Regions from separate parts of the Homo sapiens genome. Here region 1 is linked to region 2. Evidence: chromatin contacts called from ENCODE Hi-C data. All regions are on one chromosome and are shown on one strand. The core of a region is the stretch at or near the end of the contact, and the rest is flanking DNA. Distances in the headings are between cores, read along the strand shown. Region 1 overlaps CCDC13 (coiled-coil domain containing 13). Region 2 has its middle 37 kb from the start of CCK.

Evidence for each region. A loop is a pair of places that touch in the nucleus more often than their neighbours do. Pooled maps may share reads with other maps.
Region 1: a map of K562 shows a loop between it and region 2 (4-fold over the local background). The contact joins two enhancer-like sites. A Hi-C loop is called at or near these places in 5 of 168 maps with a recorded cell type or tissue (CD4-positive, alpha-beta T cell, CD8-positive, alpha-beta T cell, K562 and 2 more) and 18 of 50 pooled maps.

Annotation. Positions count from the first base shown.
Region 1 is chr3:42,758,353-42,764,807 of GRCh38, reverse strand. The region is part of intron 1 of CCDC13 (coiled-coil domain containing 13); the gene reads left to right. Among named protein-coding and RNA genes, the nearest start is that of CCDC13-AS2, 9.0 kb to the left of the region's middle. Within about 2 kb of position 2,312, at least 3 of the 41 ENCODE cell types and tissues checked have a DNase peak (open chromatin) inside an H3K27ac peak, as active enhancers do.
Region 2 is chr3:42,225,968-42,232,705 of GRCh38, reverse strand. No RefSeq gene overlaps it. Among named protein-coding and RNA genes, the nearest start is that of CCK, 37 kb to the left of the region's middle. Within about 2 kb of position 3,232, at least 2 of the 41 ENCODE cell types and tissues checked have a DNase peak (open chromatin) inside an H3K27ac peak, as active enhancers do.

The DNA.
Region 1 (6,455 bases), core at 1,063-3,562, 530 kb before region 2:
CTGGGAGTCCACAGAGTGCCCTGAGGGGAATCCTAGAGGCTAACTGGGAGTTAGTGGGAAGGTAAAGGGCTGGGATGGGGAGGCCTGGGAGGAAGGCCTCCCAGGTAGAGGAGTGGCTGAAGCCAGCCTCTGAGATGCCACTGGGCTTAATCCACAGCAGGAGCCACAAACCCAAAACATCTGCTGTGGCTGATGGGAAATAAAAGTGAATCCAGCAGGTTTAAGAGAAAGAACAACATTTATGTGCAGTGATAATGGGCAGCTGATGTGCCAGCTGCAGCATCTGGAGGTGGCAGGGACAGTGGTTTAATGGAAAGAACCTATTATGCACCAAAGGAACTCTCTGCATAGCAGCTGCTGTCCGTGTGGGACGATGGGCCCAGCATTGCCAGATCTGTAAACTTTTATAAAAGAAGCTGGTGTAAACTAAACATAAAATTCAGAGGCCCCCCATCCATCTGAATGGACTTCCTTCTCAGCCAGGGCACTCCAAAGTTAACCTGAAAGACCAGTTCAGGCCTTGATGGGAAGCAAGGGTTGGACACGCCTCATTATACCCTCCTCCCTTTTGGAATTCAGGAAAAGTTGACCAACATTTAACATCAACACAGACCTTAAGTCTGATAAGAAACATTTACAATCTATTCTCTCTGAAGCCTGCTACCTGGAGGCTTCATTTGCATGATCAAAACTTTTATCTCTTTTATTCTAACCCAGATATTCCTTTCTATTTATAGTAACTCTTTTAACCAATTACCAATCAGAAAAATTTTAAATCTACTTATCACCTGGAAGCTCCCCCCTCCCAACCTTGGAGTTGTCCTGCTTTTCTGGACCAAATCGGTATATATCTTAAATGTATTTGATTGATGTCTCAGGTCTGCCTGAAATGTATAAAACCAAGCTGTGCCCTGACCACCTTGGGCACGTGGTCTCAGGATCTCCTGAGGGCTGTGTCACAGGCCATGATCACTCACATTTGGCTCAGAATAAATCTCTTCAGACTGGGTGCAGTGGCTCACACCTGTGATCCCAGCACTTTGGGAGGCTGAGGTGGGTGGATCACTTGAGATCAGGAGTTCAAGACCAGCCTGGCCAACATGGTGAAACCATGTCTCTACAAAAACATACAAAAATTATCTGGGTGTGGTGGTGCATGCCTGTAGTCCCAGCAACTCAGAAGGCTGAGGCAGGAGAATTGCTTGAGCCCAGGAGGCAGAGGTTGCAGTGAGCCAAGATTGTGCCACTGCGCTCCAGCCTGGGTGACAGAGCGAGACTTCATCTAAAAAAAAAAAAAAAAAAAAGTACATCTCTTCAAATATTTTACAGAGTTTGACTGTTTTTGTTGACACTGGAAATCTGATATTGAAACTACAATTCTTTGAATGTTGGCAACAAATTCAAATCCTAACATAGTGTTCTGTAAGAGCCAAACAAAAATGTCTGTGGGATGTGTTAAACTAACTGTAGCCTAAAGCTGCCTTCTTATATATTCTAAGTTCAGCCTAAAGGTTTCTCTGTACGTAGTAAACTGTAACCTGACTAGGAATTTAAACAGACTGCAATCTACTCTTGTACCAGTCACAGAGTTTCAGCCAATCACAGGCAGCCAGCTATTCAAATTGTATTCAAAAAAGGCAAACAGCCAGCTGTAATCAGTCTAGCTGTTTCTGTACCTCACTTGTGCTTTCTGTTCATCACTTTCCTTTTTCTGTTCATAAATCTTTTTCGACTAGGTGGCAGCCCTGGAGTCACTCTGAATCTGTTCTGGTTCTGGGGGCTGCTAGATTTGTGAATCATTCTTTGCTCAGTTGAATTCTGTTAAATTTGATTTGTTTAAAGTTTTTCTTTTTTTATTTTGGAGACAGGGTCTGACTGTCACCCAGGTTAGAGTGCAGTGGCGCGATCACAGCTCATTGTAGTCTCAACCTCCTGGGCTCAAGCTGTGCTTCCACCTTGGCCTTCCAAAGTGCTGGGATTACAGGTGTGAGCCATCATGCCTGGCCTAACGTTTATCTTTTAACAAAGGATATAGCCTTTGGGCCAGCTATTATACTCACATGTATTGTTTATTACAATGAAAGAATACGGGTCAAAATCAGCAAAGAGACACATAGGGCAGAGTCCAGGAGACACCAGGTGCAAGCTTCCAGTTGTCTTCTCCCAGTGGAGTCATGTTGACAGTACTTACTTCTCCCAGAAACAATTCGTGGCAACTTACATGGAGTACTGCCAGCCAGGGAAGCTCCCCTGAGTCTTGGTGTCCAGGGTTTTTATTAGGAGATGGTTACGTAGGTACAGTTGACCTTAGTCACTCGATCTCCAGCCCCCTCCAGCCTACCCTGCACCTGGCAATGAATCACATTGTTAATTAACATGGACTGGAATGGCCCAAGGTCCCCAGGTGAAGAAAAACACTCTCATCAGGAAGGATGGTCCAAGGGCTCAGAGATTCTCTCTTAGGAGCGGGTCAAAGGCCAAACATGTTTTTTGGAATGTGCGGGTGTGCACAATACAGGTTTTCAGAGTTAATTCTTTATAGTTCCTCTTACTGGGCAGAGCTGCCTGGTAAGGAATTTCAACATAACACCAGCTTCTGCTTTTGTTTGACCTTTGCCAAACCCTGGGCTCAGCCCACAGCACATTAAAACCAGCTGGGCAGCAGTTAAACCATCCCATGCTTGGTCTCCACTCCAGACTAATTTAAATCAGATTCTCTAGGGGTGGGCCTGGTTATCAGCATTTTTAGATTGTATCCTGGGGATTTGGTATTGAAGCAAGTTTAAGAGTAACTGGGTACAGGCTCTGGGACCACCCCTGTGTGTGAGATGGAGATAAGTATATTAAGAAGGTACAGATAGAGCAGTTGAAGCTGTTTGGGTAGGTAGAGTATTCCTCCTGGCGGGTCAGAAAAGGACCATGGTATTCATGCTGGGTGTAGGAGGACCAGCAAGATTTAAGCCTTGGGGGGAGAAGGAGGTATAGGAACAGAGGAGCAAGTCAACACAACTAGCTAGAAGTTAGCATTATGAAAGGGAAAACAGGCTAGAAGGACACAGAGGCCAAATCCAAAGCGCTTAATGCCATTGGACTTGGCTTTGTGGCTAAGGGGCATCTGCTGAAGCTTTTTGCACAGGAGTCTGTCAGGCTCAGAGCTGTGGTTTAGAGAAACTTGTCCCTCAGCAAATGTTATTCATTTGTTCAGCAAGTATTCATTCCATGCCTGCCATATACCAGGCCCTGCTACAGGCACTGAGGATACAGCAATGAACAACACAGTGCCTGCCATTGTGAAGCTGGTGGGGAGGGAGAGAGGCAGTCAACAAGTAAACAAATCAAAATATAATGTGTCAGATGACTCTCAGTGCCATGGAGGAAGACAAAACAGGGCAAGGGCATGGGGAGCGAGGGCAGGGATGCCTTCTACAATAGGATATGAGGAGACCTCTGTGATAAGGTGACATTTGAGAGGAAGTAGGTAAGGTAGATGTCTGGGGGAAGGACATTCCTGGAGAGGTAACAGCAAGTGCAGATACCCCAAGGTGGTTATGAGCCTGGTATCAGTGGGAATGGAGACATGGGGGCAGATTTTAGGACATTTATGGAAAATAAACAAGATTTATGATTAATTGGATGATAGGTAGATGATGTGGCTTGAGGTTGGTTTAAGGCAGGGATGCTTACCACTGGCTACACTTTAAAATCGTGAGGGGAGCATTTAATAATTCCAGTGTCTGTGCTCTATTATTTCATTTATGTGAAGTTCAAACAGACAAAGTATCAAGAATGTACAAGAAACTGATCATTCAGTAACAGTGAGTGATTGTATTGTGACTGTAAATTGTATTGTCTAATACAATTTAAAAATGGGCAAAAAATGTGAATAGACACATCACAAAAGAAGATATACACATGGTCAACAAGCACATGAAAAGATGCTCAACATAACTAGTCAACAGAGAAATACAAATTAAAAACACATTGAGATACCATTTTATTTTTATTTTATTTTAATTAATTAATTTATTTATATTTTATTTATTTATTTATTTTGAGACAGAGTCTTGCTCTGTCACCCAGGTTGGAATGCAATGGCGCAATCTTGGCTCACTGCAACCTCGGCCAGGCTGGAGTGCCATGGCGCAATCTTGGCTCACTGCAACCTCGCCCAGGCTGGAGTGCCATGGCGCAATCTTGGCTCACTGCAACCTCGCCCAGGCTGGAGTGCAATGGCTCAATCTTGACTCACTGCAACCTCTGCCTCCCAGGTTCAAGTGATTCTCCTGCCTTAGCCTCCTGAGTAACTGGGATTACAGGCCTGTGTCACCACACCCAGCTAATTTTTGTATTTTTAGTAGAGATGGGGTTTCTCCATTTTGGCCAGACTTGTCTCAAACTTCTGAACTCCGGTGATCCACCCACCTCAGCCTCCCAAAGTGTTGGGATTACAGGCATGAGCCACTGTGCCCTGCCTATTTATTTATTTATTTATTTATTTATTTATTTATTTATTTAGAGACAAGAATTTTGCTCTTGTTGCCCAGGCTGGAGTGCAATGGCATGATCTCAGCTCACTGCAACCTCTGCCTCCTGGGTTCAAGCAATTCTCCTGACTCAACCTCCCGAGTAGCAGGGATTACAGGCACATGTCACCACGCCTGGCTAATTTTGTATTTTTAGTAGAGATGGGGTTTCATCATGTTGGTCAGGCTAGTCTCGAATTCCTGACCTCAGTTTATCCACCCACCTCGGCCTCCTAGAGGGATGGGATTACAGGGATGAGCCACCATGCCCGGCTGAGATACCATTTTACATACTAATGAGAAAGTCTAAAATTTAGACTGACTAGCCTAAATGCTGACGAGGATGGCGCAACTGGGACTCCCATTGCTAGTAAGAATGTAAAATGGTACAACCACTCTGGCAAACAGTTTAGCAGTTTCTTATGAAGTTAAACATAAATTACCATATAAGCCAGAATTTTCACTTCTATGTATTTACCCAAGAGAAATAAAAACATACATTCACACAAATACCTTCTTATACATGAATGTTCATAACGGCTTTATTCATAATAGCCAAAACTGGAAACAGCTCAGATGTCCAATAACAAGTGAATGTATAATCAAATTCTTGTTTATTTAAACAAGGTAATATTACTCAGTAATAAAAACGAATGAGCTTATAATGTGTGCAATGACATTGATGAATCTCAAAAAGGTAGTGCTGAGCAAAAAAGAAGCCAGACACAAAAGGCTAACGACTGTATGATTCTAGTTATATGAAATTCCAGAAAAGGCAAAACTGTAGTGAACAAAAGCAGACCAGAGTTTGCCTGGGATTGGGATTGGGATTGGCTGGAAATTGACTGCAAAAGGGCACAAAGGAGGATTTTGGGGTGATGAAAATGTTCTTTCACGATGGTGGAGGTGGTTTACACAAGTGAATATATTTGTCAAAACTCATTTGTACACATAAAATTTGTGTTTTTTTTTTTTTTGGAGACAGGGTCTCACTGTTACTCACAATGGAATATAGTGGCACAATCATGGCTCACTGCAGCCTCCACTTCCTGGGCTCAAGCGATCTTGCCACCTCAGCCTCCTAAGTAGCTGGGACTACAGGCATGCACCACCACAACCAATTTTTTGTAGAGATGGGGTTTTGCCATGTTATACAGGCTGGTCTCAAACTCCTGGTCTCAAGCAGTCTACTCACCTTGGCCTCCCAAAGTGCTGTGATTGCAAGGCATGAGCCACTGCACCCAACCTGGTGGATTTTATTGTACATAAATTATTCTTTGATAGACTGACTAAAAAGAAACCAGACAAAATTAATCTTAGGTGGTAGCGGTCAGAATAATGGTTACCTTGGGGGATGATTCACTGGAAGGGGCACAAAGTAGCCTGCTCAGGGACCGTAAGTGCCCTGTACCTTGATCTGGGTGGTCACCACAGAGGTATATGTCTATGGAAAGATTCACTGAGCCGTATGGTCAGGATTTATGTACTTTATTGCATGTGAATTATACCTGAATTTAAAAAGAAAAAGAAGAAATGATGGCCAAGCCCTGTTCCTAGAAACTGGGATTTAGCTGGTCTGGAAATGGTCCCAGGCATTGTTATTTAGGAGTTCCTAGGGGATTTCAATGTTCAACCAGAGTTGAGAACCATTGATTTAAGGGACAGGCAAGAGTCAAGTGTTGAGTCTGAGTGATGGAGACTATTCTGATGCCATGTGCAATCTGGTGGCATGTTCAGGAACTGGGGAGGATGCTCAGTTCAACCTTGGGTTTCTAGTGATCTGAGGTGAGGGTGGAGCTTCCAAGCTTCTGCGTGGACATACATGCAACGCGAAGCAGTAAACTCCAAGGCTGGGGCTGCAGACAGGGCGGACTGTGTGCTGAGCGCTCGGTGTGGAGTTTGCTTCAGCTGAGGCTTCATTTCTGATGCCTA
Region 2 (6,738 bases), core at 1,983-4,482:
AAGAAAACACAAGCTTATATGTTATCCCCTGCAAATAACACTATTGTTAATCTGAACTAGCTGAGATAAATTAAAAGAATCCAATCCTCATTTATCACATTAAAAACTTGAATATTGTATCAGGCAATATTTGCTATAATTAAAAAAGAAAATAAAAGAAAAAATAAAACTTCAATATTGATATATATTCAAAGTGAGAGTATGTATGTAATATAAAAAATCACGGCTTCACTTGTAACTTTTTGTTTAGTTATAACTGCAGAATGACAGGAGTATAATAGTGAATCTGTATTAAATGCTCTAGGTACACTTTCAATGAATAATACGTACTAACCTCATAATTCTTTTATATTTCCCTGTTTGTTCTCATATTTTTAAAAGGTAATTTTTTTTTTTTTTTGAGACGGAGTTTCACTCTTATTGCCCAGACTGGAGCACAATGGCACAATCTCACTCACTGCAACCTCTGCCTCCCAGGTTCAAGCGATTCTCCTGCCTCAGCCTCCCAAGTAGCTGAGATTACAGGCATACGCTACCAGGCCCGGCTAATTTTGTATTTTTAGTAGAGACAAGGTTTCACAATGTTGGTCAGGCTGGTCTCAAATTCCCTGACCTTAGGTGATCCACCAGCCTTGGCCTCCCAAAAGTGCTGGGATTACAGGTGTGAGCCACTGTGCCTGGCTTTGAAAGGTAATTTAATGTCTGTTGAAACTAATATTTTAAAATTTTGGCTTGTATTTTATACTTCTTTGGATGTATTTTATTTTTCCTGAAATTCTTTATTATTGTATTTTATAAAAATATTGGCCCATGATGGACAGATGATACAAATTTTAAAAAACAACACACCAGTCTTTCACCACTAAGATTTGAGAAGTATGGTTCTATGCATCCGTAAAGTCCCAGAGATGTGGCTGGCTATTTACACCAGATTAACTGCCCTTCACCCCTGTGAACAGTCACTCTGGGTCAGGACTCGAGCCTTGAGAGGGCAGCAGCAGAGGGGGACCAGAGCCAGGACTACAACTGGTGGGGTTGGGGGTGCTTACATACTGGGTTCCTGAGCCAGGCAACTCCACTTTCTTTGGTGGGTCACTTCCACAGTTTCTGCAGAACTCTGGAACAGCTAAACACACAGTACAATTTCTTCTCCAGTCATAGGCTAGTGGCCCAAGGGTGGCAAAGGCCACCATTGGCTGGAAATCATGCAAACAGGAGAGTCGGGGTCCAAGGCTACTGCTGCTACTCTGGTCCTTAGTGTCACAGGTGACTTAATAGAGGCCCCAGGGAGGACTATGAGTTTATGCAATTGAGGTGTGGGAGAACAATACATCACTGTTCTTTCTTTTTTGAAAAGAAGTACTTAAGCCTTTGCCTGTCACTTGAGAATCTCCTCTATCAATGGTCCCCACTGCTACCAGCTGCCTGGCCCTTGGAAACCCTGCTGGATTCTGCCCTTCCCTGCTCTTGGGGGGCCCTAGGTTCCCTCTCTTACTTTTTTCCCCTGAATCTTGTCACATCGATGTACAGGCATTGCTGAGCCTCAGCGCTGCTGGTCCTGGAGGCTGCTGGTCTAAGCTAAAGGCCTGGATTTCTCTCACTGGTTTTCAATTCTTTGGGACTTCAGAGCAGGATCAGCCTGAACTTTGGGCATTTGGCATGGTGAATGCCCAAGTACTGCCAAGCAAACATTTCCTTTAACCCTGGATTCAGTCATCGTGCTGTGGCTTTATAGAACTTAGGAACTACAGGCTAAAGTAGTACGGAGGAAAGGCTCTTACTTTCGGATGTTTTCAGAAAAAAAAAGCAAAGAAAACATTTTCTAAAAAGAAGATGCATTAGAAAGGAGCGGGTTGATTTCATAAGGTGGGAAGCACTCTAATACAGAATACGTTTTGTAAACTTTTTAAAAATGTCTTTCTACTTCCTGGTGCAGCAGGATGATAGGCAAGGTGGCCTCCTCCTCATTCTATGATTAATTTCTTCACTTGCACCCCAAGCCTGTGCACACGCTGTCCTCTTGTTCTGGAATGCCTCCCTCCAGTTCCCCTGGAGAACTGAGACCATGCTCATGCCTTCTTCAAGTGGCTTCTGAGACCCCAAGCAGAGGGACTCCCTCCACTGTCATCATGACCACTTCTGCTGCCTGCGCAGACGGAGCCCCTTTCAAGGGCTGGGACTGTGTCGGTTCCTCTCTGGATTCCCAGAGCAGCATGGAACTGAGTCACACTGAGGGAGGACTCAGGACATCTTGAGACGAAGAGTGGGACGGAGGAACCCAGGCTCAGGAGGGAAGACTCCTCCACCTAAGGAGTCCTTGGGGATCTGGCATGGCACCCCTACCCACCCGCCTTTCCCCCCTCCACCACCCCCCCGCCCTCCGCCAACCACAGCAGCCCCGAGAATCCACTGAAGCTCCAGAAGGGACGTCAGACTCCTGGTCCCAAGGAGGGGCTCTGGAATGTGAGGGGCCAGGCCTTCTTCCTGGCCATTTCCTCTCAACTTGCACCCCAGAAACAAGCACTCTGTTTACAGTGAGGATGTTGGGGGTTCCAGGAGGCAGAGTTGCCCGCCCTGAACTACTTTCCAGGGAAAAGCAAACCCATCTGATCTTGTGATTGGATTAGGGCGGTTTCTTCAGGTCTTTTGCTGTCTCCAAGTGCCCTCTGCTGGCTACAGAAAAAGAATTCCTTTTAGGATATGATGTTTTTGAGCCGTGAGCTCAGATGCACAAAAAATTTCATTTTTTTCTAAATCTCGACTTAATCCCTATTATAAGCTCTCAATTGACTCAGGTAATTCAGCATGACTTTCTTCCTCCACCAACTTCTCCCCAGGTGGCATCTAGGTTCTGGGTGCTGGCACTGGCCAGAGCTGCGGGGGAGGCTGGTGTCCACTTCCTTTGTCCTGTTGGCAAGGCTCTTCAGGACATACCTGCCTCTCTGCTCCCAGGCAGTGTGTGGAATGATTCCCACATCTGTCTGGGGCCAGGTACTTCAGGATCTCCTGGGACTTCTCCACTGAGACGTATCTGCTGGCACTTCTACTTCCTCACTGCCCCATGTGGTCCCTGCCCTGTGATGGGGTGAGTTGCTGGGGAGGGGCTCTGGAACATCCTTACTTCCCCAGGACCCCTGCCAAATGAGCTCATCTGTCCTTGGAGCCCCAAACTCATCAGGGGCTTCTCCTATAACCTTGGATGTGGCCCACAGATGGGGAAAGGACAAAGGCTCCCACACCGGTTGAACGCTGGCATCCCTTCCAACTCCCACGGCCTGGAGAATCTGCATGAAGTCCTTGTCCTTTGTGTTTGGCAAGCAGGAGTAGCACAGGAGGAGTAAGCAGTAAAAAGAGAAACTGTTTCACCAACTTGATGATTTAAAAATTTTTAAATATATATATATATATATATTTTTTTAAAGAGAGAGAGAGAAAAACTGGCTCCACAAGTTTCCTTCTAAATCTTTTGGTCTCACACCAAAACATGTACTCAGCTTTGTCCTTCCTTCCTTTCATGTTTGAAAACCAGGAATTTTATTATCTTTGTTTTCTGGTCTCACCAAATGCCTCTTTGACAACTTCTCCCTTAGGCCATGACGTCCTCTTTTGAACTTCCTGGGCTGGGAGAAGGGCTTGGGATACACATGAAGAAATTCGGCATAGAACAGGGACGATGCACCAAACCACCTTGAACATCCTCCCGTCACACATGAGACAGAAGAATGCCTTCTAGGGTTTACAAAACATCTATCAGTAGAGGGCATTAGAGGGCTTCCCATCTTTTGAGATGAACTCTTTTTGCTCCCACACCTTTTTATTATTTAAGTTTATTCTTTACTTTTTCCGAAAACACTTCAAAGTGACTTGCAGACACCAAGCCCCTTTATCTTAATCCTTTAGCTCCTAGGAAATAGGACATGCCCTTACATATACACAGTGCAATTATCAATCTCAGTAAATTTTATATTGATACAATTTTAAAAATACATGCTATATATTCAAATTTCTGGTTGTCCCAACACTGTCTTTTATAGCATTTTTTCCCACTCCAGTATCCCATTCAGATCATGAACTGCATTCGTTGCCTTGTCTCTTTATTCTCCTTTAATCTGGAACAGTTCCTTAGTCTTTGTCATGAAACTGACAATTTTTAAAGGGATAGGTACATTGTTTTACAAAATAATAAATGTCCCTCAAAATGTCAACCACATGGTTCAGGTTTTGCATTTGTGGCAGGAACAGCACAGCATGATGTGTGTCTCTCCCAGTACATCTCATAACAGGTGATGTCTTATAGCAGTTTGTCCCATTTTGGGTAATGTTAAATTTTACGACTTGTTTAAAGTGGCGTACCACAGAGTTATCCACTGCAAAGATATTGTCCCCCCTTTGTAAGTAATAAGCATTCTGTGGGAAGATACAATGGGTGTAAATATTCTGCTGCCTAACGAATTTTTACCCAATGGTTTCAATATCCATTGTTGTCTGAATTAGTTAGTATTATGGTTTCAAAACGGTGGTTGTTCTTTTTTTTTGAAACGGAGTTTCGCTCTTGTTCTGGAGTGCAATGGCACGATCTCGGCCCACCGCAACCTCGGCCTCCCGGGTTCAAGCGATTCTCCTGCCTTAGCTTCCCGTGTAGCTGGGATTACAGGCATGCGCCACCGTGCCCGGCTAATTTTGTATTTTTAGTAGAGACGGGGTTTCTCCATGTTGGTCAGGCTGGTCTTGAACTCCCAACCTCAGGTGATCCGCCCGTCTCGGCCTCCCAAAGTGCTGGGATTACTGGCATGAGCCACTACACCCAGTGAAATGGTAGTTTTTCTAATTCTATTGTCCCTTCTGTATTTGTCATTCACCTTCCTTCTACTGTAAGGAAGGGCATAGAGGAATGCATTCTAGGATCCCCTTTCCATCCTTCCTCTGCTTGGAATGCCTTCCCCACTTGGCAAATCCTGGAAACCCAGATACAGGGTCACCTTACCTCAAAGCTTTCCCTGCCCACCCACTCTCTCTCTCTTCCTTTCAATTAAGATGGGCTGCGGCTATCTGACCTTCTTAGAGCCCCTGAGACAAGGAGAGACTGGAAAGGGGAATTTGCGTCCCACAGCAGAACTCCCACCCAAACTCCACCTGGTCTAGTGCAGTGGGTCTCAAACTATGGTGCACACCAGAATCACCTTGAGGGCTTGTTAAAACACAGATACCTGGGCCCTATACCTGGGATTCTAAGGCACTATCAAAAAATCTTACTGGCTTAACAACAAAGTTTATTTCTCCATCAGGTTACATGTCAAATAGGTTGGCAGGAAGCTCTGGTCCACATACTTGGAGACTCAGGATGGTGGAGACTCCAGCACTTCAATACGTGACCTGAGGGTTTAACACACAGGAAGAGAGGAGCACAGAGTCATGCACGGGTTTTTCTCTGCTTATTGCCCATTGGCCAGCCACTAATCATGTGACCTGCTCGACTGCAATGGCTGGGAAATGGGGATCTGATGAATCATTTGGTGAGCACCATAATTTCTGCTACCACCACGCTCCCTCGATCCTACCAGCCCACTACCACACAGGCCTTCTCTTAGTTCTTCGAACGCACCAAAGTGCTTTTCTGCCTCCGGGCCTTTACACCAGCTGCTCTCTCTGCGGAAATGCTCTTGTGCCAGATCTCACATGCTTCACTCAAGTACCCCTCCCTGGAGTGGCTTTCTCTTACTGTCCAATCCAAAGCAGCCACCCACTCCTTCACACCACCCTGTTTTAATTCTCTGCACAGCCCTTGTTATTCTACACTTGGTGTTGTTCTCTCTAGATTGTACACTCCGTGACAGCAGAAACTGGCTCACTTATTCGTCCCCAGTACTTAAATGCCTGGCACATGGTAGGTGCTCAAAATACATTGACTCAACTAATTAACTCTAAGGTGCATTACTGTTTTCATGTCACAGGTTTAAAAAAAAAAAAAATGGAGGACCTAAAGAGGGTAAGTGGCTTGCCCAAGGTCACACCACTGCCAAATGGTTAGCACCTGACTTAAAATCCATGATGCCACATCCTACCACAGTGTTTATTTGCATAATCTCACTGCTTTCAAATATTGAGGTGGCAGAATATTTATTTTTTTCTTTTGTTCTTCTCACAATTCTCCATCTGGTGGACCTCCACTGTCCTTGGTTGTCTCTTAACTCTATGGAAGGCAATTTGGCAATAACCATCCAGGAATTTATTTCACAGATGTACTCACATATGTGGACAATTGCATATATGTAAGGTTTTTTCATTACAGTACCGTGATAGCAAAAGATTAGAATTAACCCAGTGACACCAGGCACAGTGGCTCACACCTGTAATCTCGGTGCTTTGGGAGGCTGAGGCAGGAGGATTGCTTGAGCCCAGGACTTCAAGAAGAGCATGAGCAACACGGTGAGACCCCCACCTCTACAAAGAATACAAAATAAAAATTAGCTGTGCATGGTGGCACACACCTGTGATCCCAGCTACTTGGGAGGCTGAGGCAGGAGGATTACTTGAGCCCAGGAGGTCAAGGCTGCAGTAAGCCATGTTCGTGCCACTGTACTGCAGCCTGGGCAATGGAGTGAGATCCTGTCTCCACAAAAAAAAAAAAAAAAAGAATTATCCCAGTGACCATCTGTAAGGGATGGTTCATAAAGGTATGTATAATTCACAGCAGGTGTATGCACACAGTGGAATAGTACACAGCCCTGAAAAGTGAGG